Regions from separate parts of the Homo sapiens genome. Here region 1 is linked to region 2. A link is a loop called in an ENCODE intact Hi-C map of the cell type or tissue named here. Cell type or tissue: A673. All regions are shown on one strand. Links, peaks and the distances in the headings refer to the core of each region. The heading gives the core; the rest is flanking DNA. Region 1 has its middle 170 kb from the start of LINC01192. Region 2 has its middle 310 kb from the start of LINC01192.

Region 1 (7,586 bases), core at 809-5,808, 140 kb before region 2:
TTTTGAGGAATCTCCATACTGTTCTCCATAGTGGTTGTGCTAACTTATATTCCCACCAATAGTGTACAAGAGTCCCCTATTCTCCATATCCTTAGCAGCATATGTTATTACCTGTCTTTTGGATGTAAGCCATTCCAACTGGGGAGAGATAATATCTCATTGTAGATATTTGCATTTCTCTGACTATCTATGAGGTTGAGCCCCTTTTCACATGCATGTTTACCATTTGTATGTCTTCTTTTCAGAAATGTGTATTCAAATCTTTTTTTTTTTTTTTTTTTGAGACGGAGTCTCGCTCTGTCGCCCAGGCTGGAGTGCAGTGGCGCAATCTCGGCTCACTGCAAGCTCTGCCTCCTGGGTTCACACCATTCTCCTGCCTCTGCCTCCCAAGTAGCTGGGACTACAGGCGTCCACCATCACGCCCGGCTAATTTTTTTGTATTTTTAGTAGAGACGGGGTTTCACCATGGTCTCGATCTCCTGACCTCGTGATCCGCCCACCTCGGCCTCCCAAAGTGCTGGGATTACAGGCGTGAGCCACCATGCCCGGCTCAAATCTTTTGTCGATTTTTATCAGATTATTATATATTTTTTTCCTATAGAGTTGTTTGAGCTCCTTATATATTCTGGTTATTAATTCCTTGTCAGATGGGTAGTTTGCATATATTTTCTCCCATTCTGTGCATTGTCTCTTCATTTTGTTGATCATTTCCTGTGCTTTATGAGAAGAGAGTGAAAGTATTCTAGAATGAATACAAGGAGACGAGTATGAAAAATTAAATTACCATGAGTACAAAGAAAGGACAGCATTCCACACACACCAATTGTGGAAAAGAAATGTGGGCCTGAAGAACAACCTGTAAGTTTGATAACATTAAATAGCAACAAAATCTCCTTATTTCATATTTACTTGTATGGTATATATCTATAGTCTTGGGTTTGGTAAATATTCTCCTAATTGATGACATACACATTAAAGTGAAATATTTATAAGAAAAAAATCAAATTTTTATTTGAACATTATATTTTAACATGAAAGCCAAATAAAAAGTATTAAAAGCAAAAGATATAACATAATATATAATGTCCTCTAAGTAACTTTCAAATATTAAAAAAAGATACTTTGAAACTTTTAAAAAAGGTTTTATGCTAAACTTTTTAAAGAGGTATTATTTTATCATTTATGTTTTCAAAATTTTTTCAAAATATTTCTCAGTTTTATATTTGTACTTTGTTTTTTTGATGTTTAATATCATGTTTATTTTTTTATTTATTTATTTTTATTATTATTGTACTTTAAGTTTTAGGGTACATGTGCACAATGTGCAGGTTAGTTACATATGTATACATGTGCCATGCTGGTGCGCTGCACCCACTAACTCGTCATCGAGCATTAGGTATATCTCCCAAAGCTATCCCTCCCCCCTCCCCTGACCCCACAACAGTCCCCAGAGTGTGATGTTCCCCTTCCTGTGTCCATGTGTTCTCACTGTTCAATCCCCACCTATGAGTGAGAATATGCGGTGTTTGGTTTTTTGTTCTTGCGATAGTTTACTGAGAATGATGATTTCCAATTTCATCCATGTCCCTACAAAGGACATGAACTCATCATTTTTTATGGCTGCATAGTATTCCATGGTGTATATGTGCCACATTTTCTTAATCCAGTCTATCATTATTGGACATTTGGGTTGGTTCCAAGTCTTTGCTATTGTGAATAATGCCACAATAAACATACGTGTGCATGTGTCTTTATAGCAGCATGATTTATAGTCCTTTGGGTATATACCCAGTAATGGGATGGCTGGGTCAAATGGTATTTCTGTTTCTAGATCCCTGAGGAATCGCCACACTGACTTTCACAATGGTTGAACTAGTTTACAGTCCCACCAACAGTGCAAAAGTGTTCCTATTTCTCCATACTCTCTCCAGCACCTGTTGTTTCCTGACTTCAAACTATACTACAAGGCTACAGTAACCGAAACAGCATGGTACTGATACCAAAACAGAGATATAGATCAATGGAACAGAACAGAGCCCTCAGAAATAACGCTGCATATCTACAACTATCTGATCTTTGACAAACCTGACAAAAACAAGAAATGGGGAAAGGATTCCCTATTTAATAAATGGTGCTGGGAAAACTGGCTAGCCATATGTAGAAAGCTGAAACTGGATCCCTTCCTTACACCTTATACAAAAATCAATTCAAGATGGATTAAAGACTTAAATGTTAGACCTAAAACCATAAAAACCCTAGAAGAAAACCTAGGCATTACCATTCAGGACATAGGCATGGGCAAGGACTTCCATGTCTAAAACACCAAAAGCAATGGCAACAAAAGACAAAATTGACAAATGGGATCTAATTAAACTAAAGAGCTTCTGCACAGCAGAAGAAACCACCAACAGAGTGAACAGGCAACCTACAAAATAGGAGAAAATTTTCGCAACCTACTCATCTGACAAAGGGCTAATATCTAGAATCCACAATGAACTCAAACAAATTTACAAGAAAAAAAACAAACAACCCCATCAAAAAGTGGGTGAAGGACATGAACAGACACTTCTCAAAAGAAGACATTTATGCAGCCAAAAAACACATGAAAAAATGCTCATCATCACTGGCCATCAGAGAAATGCAAATCAAAACCACAATGAGATACCATCTCACACCAGTTAGAATGGCAATCATTATATTTGTACTTTGTAAGTTTATGAAGACACAGTCAAGATTCCAGAGCAAATGATTATTAACAGATCACTAATCTTAAAATGATGAGCTATATTTTACAGAGATTGGAAGCAAATAATCTTCCTAGTTGATATTGACCACAATTCCTTCAGTTTTTGTTCCAATTATGAATCAGCTTTTCAAACAACCCCCAAGAGAAAGAAAGAAACGAGAGAGAGAGGAAGGAAGGAAGGAAGGAAGGAAGGAAGGAAGGAAGGAAGGAAGGAAGGAAGGAAGGAAGACACCAATTTCTCCAAGACACTAAACTGTTGATTTCTGGTGCTTAAATTGCCACAAAATTTGCAACAGAAAGCTACTAATACAATATATCTCTGGTCAATATGTATCACAGGCAGATGTTTTCACTCCTACCTCTCAACCAAAAAAAATAAAAAAGAAAAGAAAGAAAGAATAAAAAACACAGATGCCAGAACCTGTTTTACCATGTGTGATGAGGTAACTAGAAATTTGTTCCGCTTTCATTTTCAAAGTGTTATTTTCTATTTTTCTCTATGTGACCCAGTTGGATCTGGTCGCTTTCTGGTTGACTTTCAAAATGCAGTGATTTATCTCACTATAACATTTGTCTTAGCCAATTACATTCTTTTTGGTAGGAAGTCATGGACTTGAGCGTCAATAATTGCTTTGAAGAAGTCACAGATGAGAGAGAAATGAGAGGGAATAAAACACCCTCATTGTGAACAAACTATGTGGACCTCAGCCATAAATTTGCAGAAGAATTGTCCACAAGGTAAGGATAAGCATCATATAAATTATTTTGTTGAAATAAAAACCATTCTGAAAAGCTTCTTATGTATATAATTTCCTCATAAATATTTGCTTAATTAAATTGACCAGAAGGTAAACATAGTGTCTGGAAGACATTTAAAAAATATTCATGCAACACATTAAAATAAATAGAAATTTTAGGAAACTTGGGACTAGTTATGCTATTTGTCATAATGAACTTACTTTAAAATTTATCAAAAGTTTTTTTTCTCATTAAATCTGGAAATTAAGCAGGCACACAATGATGTAAGGAATAATGAACATTATCAAAATATGGATTCAACTCTTCTTTACACAGCAAAACATTCAATTTAAAGATAAATCTCACAGAGACTTATACTGAAAAAAAAATGTGCTTTGCAACAGAAAAAAATTAAAAAAAGAAAGCTAGTCCAAATATGGGCTAGTCTGACGCTGATGCTATTGTGGAGCATTTTATATTAGGATTCAATGTGGCTAGTCATGCCAACCTTAATACATGCAAAGCTGTTATAAATCAGGAAGCCATCTAAACTCTAGGAAAGAAAAAAGTACACCTCAGCTATAGTTAAAATGTTCTTAGGATTCTGTTTGCATGTTTACCTCTCTAAATTTGAAAATGCTAGATAGTCTTTATTGGACCCATATATGAGCTGAACCACTCATCTGTGCATATAGCTCACAGCCTATATTTCTATATTCCAGAAATGGTTCCTGGTAGACATTTCTTCGGGGGTCTATAACGTTTGACCCTCAAAGAACATTTGGTTGTGTCTACCTTTTATTTTTTCTCCATGCGGGATTTTCTGGTGAAAACTGGAAAACCTACTAGACAAATTGTAAAAGAGCTATAACACTTGGGCTGTGTCTCTTTGATCAGTCTGCTTCTAGGGCACTTATTTCAAGACTTTGAAATAGAGGAATCTGGTGTATAGAATTGCTTGTGACTTTTGCACATTGGTTTTGTATCCTGAGACTTCGCTGAAGTTCCTTATCAGCTTACAAGATTTTGGGCTGAGACAATGGGGTTTTCTAAATATACAATCATGTCATCTGCAAACAGAGACAATTTGACTCCCTCTCTTCCTACTTGAATACACTTCATTTCTTTTTCTTGCCTGATTTCCCTGGCCAGAACTTCCAATACTGTGTTGAATAGGAGTGGTGAGAGAGGACATCCTTGTCTTGGGCTGCTTTTCAAAGGGAATGCTTCCAGCTTTTGCCCATTAAGTATAATATTGGCTATAAGTTTGTCATAAATAGCTCTTATTATTTTGAGATATGTTCCATCAATACCTAGTTTATTGAGAATTTTTAACATGAAGCAATGCTGAATTTTATCAAAGGTCTTTTTTGCATCTATTGAGATAATCATGATTTTTTTCTTTTTTTTTTTTTTGGAACACAACCATAACTTTTTGTTTATTGCTTACATATTTCTTTTTTTATTATACTTTAAGTTTTAGGGTACATGTGCACATTGTGCAGGTTAGTTACATATGTATACATGTGCCATGCTGGCGCGCTGCACCAACTCGTCATCTAGCATTAGGTATATCTCCCAATGCTATCCCTCCCCCCTCCCCCCACCCCACAACAGTCCCCAGAGTGTGATATTCCCCTTCCTGTGTCCATGTGATCTCATTGTTCAATTCCCACCTATGAGTGAGAATATGCGGTGTTTGGTTTTTTGTTCTTGCGATAGTTTACTGAGAATGATGATTTCCAATTTCATCCATGTCCCTAAAAAGGACACGAACTCATCATTTTTTATGGCTGCCTAGTATTCCATGGTGTATATGTGCCACATTTTCTTAATCCAGTCTATCATTGTTGGACATTTGGGTTGGTTCCAAGTCTTTGCTATTGTGAATAGTCCCACAATAAACATACGTGTGCATGTGTCTTTCCAGCAGCATGATTTATAGTCCTTTGGGTATATACCCAGTAATGGGATGGCTGGGTCAAATGGTATTTCTAGTTCTAGATCCCTGTGGAATCGCCACACTGACTTCCACAATGGTTGAACTAGTTTACAGTCCCACCAACAGTGTAAAAGTGTTCCTATTTCTCCACATCCTCTCCAGCACCTGTTGTTTCCTGACTTTTTAATGATTGCCATTCTAACTGGTGTGAGATGGTATCTCATTGTGGTTTTGATTTGCATTTCTCTGATGGCCAGTGATAATGAGCATTTTTTCATGTGTTTTTTGGCTGCATAAATGTCTTCTTTTGAGAAGTGTCTGTTCATGTCCTTCACCCACTTTTTGATGGGGTTGTTTGTTTTCTTCTTGTAAATTTGTTGGAGTTCATTGTAGATTCTGGATATTAGCCCTTTGTCAGATGAGTAGGTTGCGAAAGTTTTCTCCCATTCTGTAGGTTGCCTGTTCACTCTGATGGTAGTTTCTTTTGCTGTGCAGAAGCTCTTTAGTTTAATTAGATCCCATTTGTCAATTTTGTCTTTTGTTGCCATTGCTTTTGGTGTTTTAGACATGAAGTCCTTGCCCATGCCTATGTACTGAATGGTAATGCCTAGGTTTTCATGGTTTTAGGTCTAACATTTAAGTCTTTAATCCATCTTGAATTGATTTTTGTATAAGGTGTAAGGAAGGGATCCAGTTTCAGCTTTCTACATATGGCTAGCCAGTTTTCCCAGCACCAATGCCTTTCTTCACAGAATTGGAAAAAACTACTTTAAAGTTCATATGGAACCAAAAAAGAGCCCTCATCGCCAAGTCAATCCTAAGCCAAAAGAACAAAGCTGGAGGCATCACACTACCTGACTTCAAACTATGCTACAAGGCTACAGTAACCAAAACAGCATGGTACTGGTACCAAAACAGAGATATAGATCAATGGAACAGAACAGAGCCCTCAGAAATAACGCCGCATATCTACAACTATCTGATCTTTGACAAACCTGAGAAAAACAAGCAATGGGGAAAGGATTCCCTACTTAATCATGTGACTTTTTTCATTGCTTTTATTTATGTGATGGATTACGTTTATTGATTTGTATATGTTGAATATGCATCCTAAGGATGAAGCCAACTTGATCATGTTGGGTAAGCTTTTTTGATGTGCTGCTGGGTTCAGTTGGCCAGTATTTTATTGAGGATTTTTCCATCTATGTTCTTCAGGGATATTGGCCTGAATTTTTTTTTTTATATCTGCCAGGTTTTGCTATCAGGATGATACTGGCCTCATAAAATGAGTTAGTGAGGAGTGCCTCTTTTTCTTTGTTTGGAAGAGTTCCAGAAGGAATGGTGCCAGCTCCTCTTTGTACCTCTACTAGAATTTGGCTGTAAGTCCATCTGGTCCTGGGCTTTTTTTGGTTGGTAAGCTGTTACTTACTGCCTGAATTTCAGAACTTGTTATCGTTCTCTTCAGGGATTTGACTTCTTCCTGGTTTAGTCTTGGGAGGGATTATGTGTCCATGAATTTATCCATTTCTTCTAGATTTCCTAGTTCATTTGCATAGAGGTGTTTGGAGTATTCTCTGATGTTAGTTTGTATTTCTGTGGAATCAGTGGTGAAATCATGTCCTTTTTAGTGACATGGATGAAGCTGGAGGCCATGATTCCCAGCAAACAAACACAGAAACAGAAAATCAAACACTGCATGTTCTCACTCATAAGTAAGAGTTGAACAGTGAGAACACATGGACACAGAGAGGTGAACATCACTCACAAGGTCCTGTGGGAGGGTGGGAGGCAAGGGGAGGGAGAGCATTAGGACAAATACCTAATGCATGTGGGGCTGAAAACCTAGATGACGGGTTGATAGGTGTCGCAAACCACAATGGGACATGTATACCTATGTAACAAACCTGTACGTTCTGCACACGTATCTCAGAACTTAAAGTAAATTTAAAATAAATAAATGAATAGAGGGATCTGACCTCTAATCTTTTCCTCCTTGGCTTGCTGAGATTGCAGGAATGCTATGGCTTGTCATTCAGAGGCTTTTTGCTTGATTGTTTAGACCCTGAACTTGTGCAGCTTAAGAGTTGTATATGTGTGTGAGGTGGGATAGTCTGGTTGTTAGGCTGAGTTTTCCATGTCTTTCCTCTCATCAAGATCTTG
Region 2 (7,586 bases), core at 1,746-6,745:
TGGACCCTACTTTAATTTTTCTGTTACCTGTTTTCAGTAAAAATATAGTATTATAATATTTTGGGACCATCACATATGTGGTCCATTGTTGACTGAAATATTATTATTCTGTGCATGACTGTACAGATACGGTATACTCATAACGTCTGTTTATAAAGAGTAGCAAATAATTTACTCTTTTCTGAGTTCCTAGTATCTACCAACAAACTTAGAAACAATTATTGATTTTAATACTCTCCCAAATCCTATCAAGTTAGTCTGCTTAAAAATTACTTCATTCATTCAAAGTTTTTAAAAAAATTAACCTAATCTGTTGCAGTTAAGTACAGTACTTAAACAACTTCTCAATTTTATAGCTTAATTTGAACTATTCATATGATGGAAGTAACAAGTTACAGGGCTCTGTGAGGATCAAATGGATCATTGCTTTTAAAAATCACAGAGAGTATTGACATGAAGCAGTGACTCAATAGTAGTCTGCAACTAGTATTATTTATAATAACTAATAGTAACTACTATTAATTACTATTACCCTGTAGTTATGAATACTAACAGTATTCATATTGTAAATATATTTTATTATATATTTTAATTCTTTTTTTGTAAAATATTAAATATTCTATTATCTCCTCTAGGATTATTAAAAAATATTATGTGCTCTAGATGAATTATCTTCATGTAGTAGTTAAATGTGGTTATACATTCCAACCTAGATTTTAAGCTTAAACTTTGTGCCTTTGTGATAGATGGTATATGACATTTCTAATTGATTTCTAGAGAAATTATTCAATTTTTAATTTATTCTTATCATATAATAATAGATTATTATTTCACAAATTATATCCTAGAGTAAATAACTTCTAGATAGATGAAAACAATTGTAAATTAAAATTATCAAATTTTCACTAAATTCTTATCTACCTGATTTATTCAAAGGGCATGTAGGCTAGGGTTTCTGGTAACCAAATCTACATTTATCTCCATATTTAGCCCAGACACTCTCATTATAATTTTGTCTTACTTTTTAGTGTCAAACAATGTGCAACAATCCGGGGACATTTAACACAGATGCATTTGGACCCACTGCTCACTCATAATGAGAACTTCTAAAACTTTATCAAATTCATTTATCAAATCAAATATTTTTTATTGAGTTTTTAGGGTTTTTTAGGTATAAGAACATATCATCAGAGAAAAGAGATAAATTAATTGCTTTTCCAATTTGGATGCCTTTAATTTTCTTGCCAGATTGCTCTGGCTAAGCTTCAAGCACTGTATTAAATAGGAGTGGTGAAAGTGAGCATCCTCATTTTGTTCTAGTTCTTAGGGGATTAAAATTTAGTTGTATTTTTTTAAGCTTACTTTTGAGATTTCTTTGTCTTTCTAAGCTCCAGTTTGCTTCAACTATTTTTTATAATAATAATATATATTGACACTGAAAAAATGCCTTTTGTTTAGCACCTAATAATATTTCATGCAAAATTCTCTAAAGATTTTTAAGACCTTTGTAGATTATGTAGGTTTTTCACTAATTCAAGTCCATTTATGACAAAATATACCAGTGTCTTTGCCTTAGTACATTTCCTATCACACTGTAACATTCTTTTTGAAAAATATATTTTATAAAAATACTGTGTGGCATCTTCTTAGTTCTTAATTATGTTTTTAAAACTTCCAGGTGTTGCCTTAGATTTTCATTAAAAAATGATTATTTTAATGTTATGTTAATTTCTGTGTTGCTAAGATATTATTTTTTATTAGTCTGAACTAAAATTAGAGTTCCAAATCTTATTCTTTAGCTTGATATCCTTTTAAAACTATATGGAATAATAATTTAATATGTATATTAAATGAATATAAATATTTCATGTGTACAGATAATAGAAAATAAAGATTAAATTAAAAAGTTAGATCATGTGCTTGATTATTCAGAATCATTTTAAGAAGAGTTATCAAATGATAAAAACAGAATATCAGGAATTAACTAGCCATTTTTTATAATGTTCATTCTCACTTTTTTTTTAACCTTTGCTTGTTACAGAAGCAATTTGCTTCTGTTCATCTATATTCCTATGTATCTTACATCAATAATTCTTGTTTCTTTTTTAAATAATTTCAACTTTTTTTTAGATTCAGAGGGTACATGTGCAGATCTTTCTCTCTCTCTCTCTTTCTCTCTCTTTCATTCTTTCTTTTTTTGATTTTTACTGGCATGTTCTTGCTATGTTGGCCAGGTTGGTCTTGAAATCTTGGCCTCCCAAAGTCCCAAAATGCTAGAAATACAGATGTGAGCCACAGCACCCAGCCTGCAGGTTTGTTACATGGGTATATTGTATGTCAGTGAGGTTTGGGGTATGAATGATGCAATCACCCAGTATAGTACCCAATAGGTAGTTTTTTTTTTAGTTCTTGATCCTGTCTCTCCTCTCTCTAGTAGTCTCCAGTGTCTGTTTATTCCATCTTTATGTCTATGTGTACCGAATGTTTAGCATCCATTTATAAGTGAGAATATGTAGCATTTGATTCTTTCTTTCTGTGCTAATTTGCTTAGGATAATGACCTCAAGCTGCATCCATGTTGCTGCAAAGTACATGATTTCCTTCTTATGGCTGTATAGTACTCCATGATGTATATATATAACATTGGTCCAAAAGTAGTTGTGGTTTTGTAATTTAAAAGAAATAGCAAAAAATGCAATTACTTTTGCACCAACCTAATGTATATATTACGTTTTTTCCAAGATATGATTAATATATTTTCCAATATATTATATTACATATTCTTTTATAATATGTATGTATTAGATTTTCCTTTTTCTAATCCACTATTTATGGGCACCTAGGTTGATTTTATGCCTTTGCTATGGTTAATAAAGCTGCAATGAACATATACGTGATGTGTCTTTTCGTTAAAATGATTTCTTTCCTTTGTGTGTATACCCACTAATAGGATGGCTGGGTAGAGTGGTAGTTCTATTTTAAGTTCCCTGAGAAATATCCTAACTGCTTCCCTTGTGGCTGAACTAATTTATATTTCAATCAACAGTGTATAAGCATTCCTTTTTATTGGCAGCCTTGCCAGAATCTGCTATTTTTTGACTTTTTATTAATAGCCATACTGACTTGTGTGAGATAGTATCTCCTTGTGGTTTTTAATATTTAAGGTCTTATATTTAAATCTTTCACCCATAGTATCTCATTGTGGTTTTGATATACCTTTCTCTGATGATTACTGATGATGAGCATGTTTTCATATGTTTGAGAAGAGTTTGTTCATATAATTTGTCCATATAAAGAGGTTGTTTGTGTTTTGCCTGTTGAATTGCTTAAGTTCCTTGTAGATTCTGGATATTAGACTTTTTTTGGATGCATAGTTTGTGAACATTTTCTCCCATTCTGTAGGTTGTCTGTTTACTCTGTTGGTGTTTCCTTATACTGTGTAGAAGCTCTTTAGTTAAGTTAGGTTTCACTTGTCATTTTTGTTTTTTTCTTTTTCTTGAAATTGCTTTTGAGGACTTAGTCATAAATTATTTGCCAATGCTGATGTCCAGAAGGGTATTACCTAAGTTTTTTTCTAGGATTTTTAATGTATAACGTGGTATTTAAATCTTTTACCCATATTACACTTGTATGTGGTGAAACAAAGGGGTCCAGTTTCATTCTTCTGTATATGGCTGGTCAGTTACCCCAGCAACATTTATTGAACAGGAGTCTTTTCTCTATTGTTTATTTTTGTCAATTTTGTCAAACATCAGAGGGTTGTAGGTGTGTGGCTTTATTTATGTGTTTTTTATTCTGTTCCCTTTCTGTATGTTTCTGCTTTTATACCAGTACAATGCAGTTTTGGTTACTGTACCCTTACAGAAAGTCAGTAATGTGATGTCTCTGGCTTTGTTCCTTTTGCCTAGAATTGTTTTGGCCAGTCGGGCTCTTTTTGGTTCTATATGAACTTTAGAATAGTTTTTTTTTTTTTCTAATTCTGTGAAAAATGACATTGGTAGTTTTATAGGAGTACTGTGGAAGATGTAGATTGCTTTGGGCAGAATGGCCATTTTAATGATACAATAGTTATTTTTAATGCCTTCCTTTCTTTCTCAGATCCAATCAGTTACCAAGATCTGTGCAATCTTCAGTTATATATATTTTATGTAGACCCTTTCACTTTTCATTCGTAGTATTCATATCCTGGTCTAGGTACTCATGACTTTCTGGACTGCCAAAAAAGCCTTCTAATACATCTCTCCAAGGCTGCTTTGTTTTTCCTCCTCTACTCTGTCCTGCATAACAGCATCAGATTGATATTCCAGGAACACTACTTTGATCATAGCACTTCCTAATTTCTTCCACAGCACCATCACTGACTTTCTGAGAAAAATCAAATAATTTCAGGTAGCGTCCAAGACCCTCTTTCCAGACTTTTTGCTATCCTATATTCAACTATAGCAAATCTGGTGCATTTTTACTTCTCCAAATGCAGCTGTTGGTTTTCTGTCTCCTAATGTTTATTCCCTTCCTTCCTTCCTTCCTTCCTTCCTTCCTTCCTTCCTTCCTTCCTTCCTTCCTTCCTTCCTTCCTTCCTTCCTTCCCTGCCTCCCTCCCTCCCTCCCTCCCTTCCTTCCTTCCTTCCTTTCTTTTTATTGAGACGGAGTCTCGCTCTGTCACCCAGGCTGGAGTGCAGTGGCACGATCTCGGCTCACTGCAAGCTCCGCCTTCCAGGTTCACGCCATTCTCCTGTCTCAGCCTCCCGAGTAGCTGGGACTACATGTGCCCGCTGCCACGCCCGGCTAATTTTTTTGTATTTTCGGTAGAGACGGGGTTTCACCATCTTAGCCAGGATGGTCTAGATCTTCTGACTTCGTGATCCGCCTGCCTCGGCCTCCCAAAGTGCTGGGATTAGAGGCGTGAGCCACCGCGCCTGGCCTACTAATGTTTATTCTTATTATTTTCTTCTCATAGAATGCCATGTATCACTAACACCAACTACCCAGTTATTATAACACCTACAACAGATGCCAACAAATTTTTGAATTTGTCTGGATATCCACAACTCATATATCATTGTTGTTTGAGTAATTATTTTTTAATATTTAAATCTTGCCTTATGATATGTGAGGAATTACATATTTTATCTATCCTACAAAATTTTAAGAGGTAGGAACGGTTTTATGTATATGTATAAATATACCTCAGTACTAATACTACCATATAATTACTTTATATATACTACCAATACTACCCATATAATTACTTTAAAAACTCATTGGATAATTGACCAAAAAACAGATAAGTTATTAAGGCCAAGTAATCAAGAAAGAGAAAATGAGAAGTTATCTACTAAATTTATTGGGAATTATTTTAAAACTATATATATAGTTTTATATATTTTTTATATATATTTATATATTTTATATATTTTATATATATATATAAAATACTGTTGCTACCAAAAAAATAATAAATGACAAAATCTCCAACGCATAAGGAAGAGTAAGCTATTTGTCACACATTTATTTTCAATTAAAATAATGGAATCTCACATACAGATATATCTGTTATAGTGTCATATTGCACTTTAGTACACATTACCTCATTTTGTCTTCACAGACGCACATGTAGAATGCCTTTCTACTGTTGTTATCCTGATGAAGAAAAGATAGTTTAAGGAGTTAAATAACTAATAAGAGTTTTAGAGCTAATAAGAAATAGAGTCTGTATTTGGAAACAAACAAAAACTTTATCTGTGATTACAAGACTCCTGCTGTTTCTCCTGCACCATAATAACTTGTTGTTTTATCCATGAAGTTCCTCATGCTTAATAACTTTCTTATGCTCAACCAGTTGTTACAGGATGATGTATTGATACTAGAGCGCAGACTTTATTGTTTAGCTATTGTTTTCATTATGTCACTCATTTAAAAAATAATGGTATTTATGATGTAAATAAGATAGGAAGAAGAGGAAGTAAAGAGACAAACATAAAATAATCTGCACAATTATTATATATACAAATCCTCACAAACATAGGCCAATGTGTATTGGGTGTATGTAAAGTTGCAGAGTTAACATTTCTGTAAGTAATATCCTTTAGAGCAAGATTTGAACTTTTAAAATCACATCTGATATAACTTTCTTGACTCTCAATGTAAACAGTGGAATAATAGCATTATCTCCAACAGGAGCTAAAGAAATATTTATATTTTTTGATGTAGTATGAAATAAGATCTACTAGTGTTGATTGCTCACTACCATTCAAGTTCATTAAGTATGGCTCTTCAAAATATTCAATCTTCTAACAAAATATTCACTACACTAACAAAAAATAAGATAAAAATAACGACATGCTGTATTTTTGATTGATTTGTTTTTAACCCTTAAACTATCTGTAAATTTTCAAAAACACTTCAACGGATTAATCATGGAGTATAGAAAAAGAGGAGTGTGCATTAGAATTTGTGGCAAAAGTTATTACACAAGTCATCTAATTTTTTATTACAGTTCTGTATATACTACTATTTAGAGATTGAGATTAGTCATATGTGCTGCATACTTTGTTTGTTTTAACAGTTCATATATTTATATAATTTAGTCTCATTTTAAAAACCTATTCTGCCATGTTAACATAACTTCTTCAGCCACTGGATTTTCTTTAAATGGAACCAGAACTTGAAGTGGTTTTCATTTAAGGATGATATACTTAAATACTTAATTGTACACTTCTCTAATCAAACTTTTTACCCTGATTTTCATAATCTAACTCTTATTATCTTCCTTTCGTCCTGTTACTATCACTCAGAGGCATTTAACTTCAGCGAGGAAAACCTTGTTTTATTTCTTGAGCATAAAAGCTTTTTATTGCAAATGTTTAGATAAACTGTTTTCTTTTTCTGGAATGATCTTACCCTCAATACCTTAGATAGTGGGATCCTTCTCACTTTTGAAGTTTCAGATTAAGTATCATCTCCTCCGAATATAGTTCCTTAGTATTTCAGTAGACTGTAAAACAAACAACAAAAAACACACAAACAAAATACCTCATTGCCCTCAATCATGAATTTTTGTCCCTTTCTCATCAGTATCCATATTTTTAATTCAAAAGTTATTTTCTTTTTTATTTCAGTTACTGCAATTTTGAAAAACAACTGGAAAAATATAAGTACCCAATTTCTTATTTTGAGGTCTGGAAAAAAATCAATACATTAAAAGACATACTGAATCAAAAGTAGGATTTAAGATGACTGAGAGAATTGGTATTGAAGACATAACTATACATAGATGTGTTGACATTATTTTTGTATATTTATTATTGTCAATTCAGTGACTGATAGAAAGATGCACAATACTATGTAACAAACTTGCTCCTACCCCTTGGAAACAGATCATCTAAATTTGCTGATTTGGGTTTATTCAAATATTCAAGAATCCCTGTCAGGTTTGGTCAATAGCATTTTTGCAAAGACATCATTATTTTCTAAATTTCTATCATTTTTCTAATTTAAAAATTATTTGTACAAGTAGTTTCAACAACTCAGCCATTTTGAACTTACTAATTTTAAGCTTGTCCTTATTAATTAGTAGCCTATTTTTGCA

What was found. A loop is a pair of places that touch in the nucleus more often than their neighbours do. Peaks named below come from ENCODE experiments on the same cell type or tissue, not always from the same donor. Only the 100,000 strongest peaks of a DNase experiment are listed, where the experiment ranks them.
Region 1: a loop joins it to region 2, with 13 times the contacts of the local background. A loop is called at or near these places in 3 of 110 quality-filtered maps.

What each region holds. Positions count from the first base shown.
Region 1 is chr3:163,465,907-163,473,492 of GRCh38, forward strand. It overlaps the pseudogene RNU7-82P. Among named protein-coding and RNA genes, the nearest start is that of LINC01192, 170 kb to the left of the region's middle. In A673, for the core only: no CTCF peak of the experiment used is centred there; DNase peaks (open chromatin) are centred at 2,945, 3,245 and 3,975; H3K27ac peaks cover 3,577 bases.
Region 2 is chr3:163,607,668-163,615,253 of GRCh38, forward strand. No RefSeq gene overlaps it. Among named protein-coding and RNA genes, the nearest start is that of LINC01192, 310 kb to the left of the region's middle. In A673, for the core only: no CTCF peak of the experiment used is centred there; DNase peaks (open chromatin) are centred at 4,394 and 4,764; H3K27ac peaks cover 4,926 bases.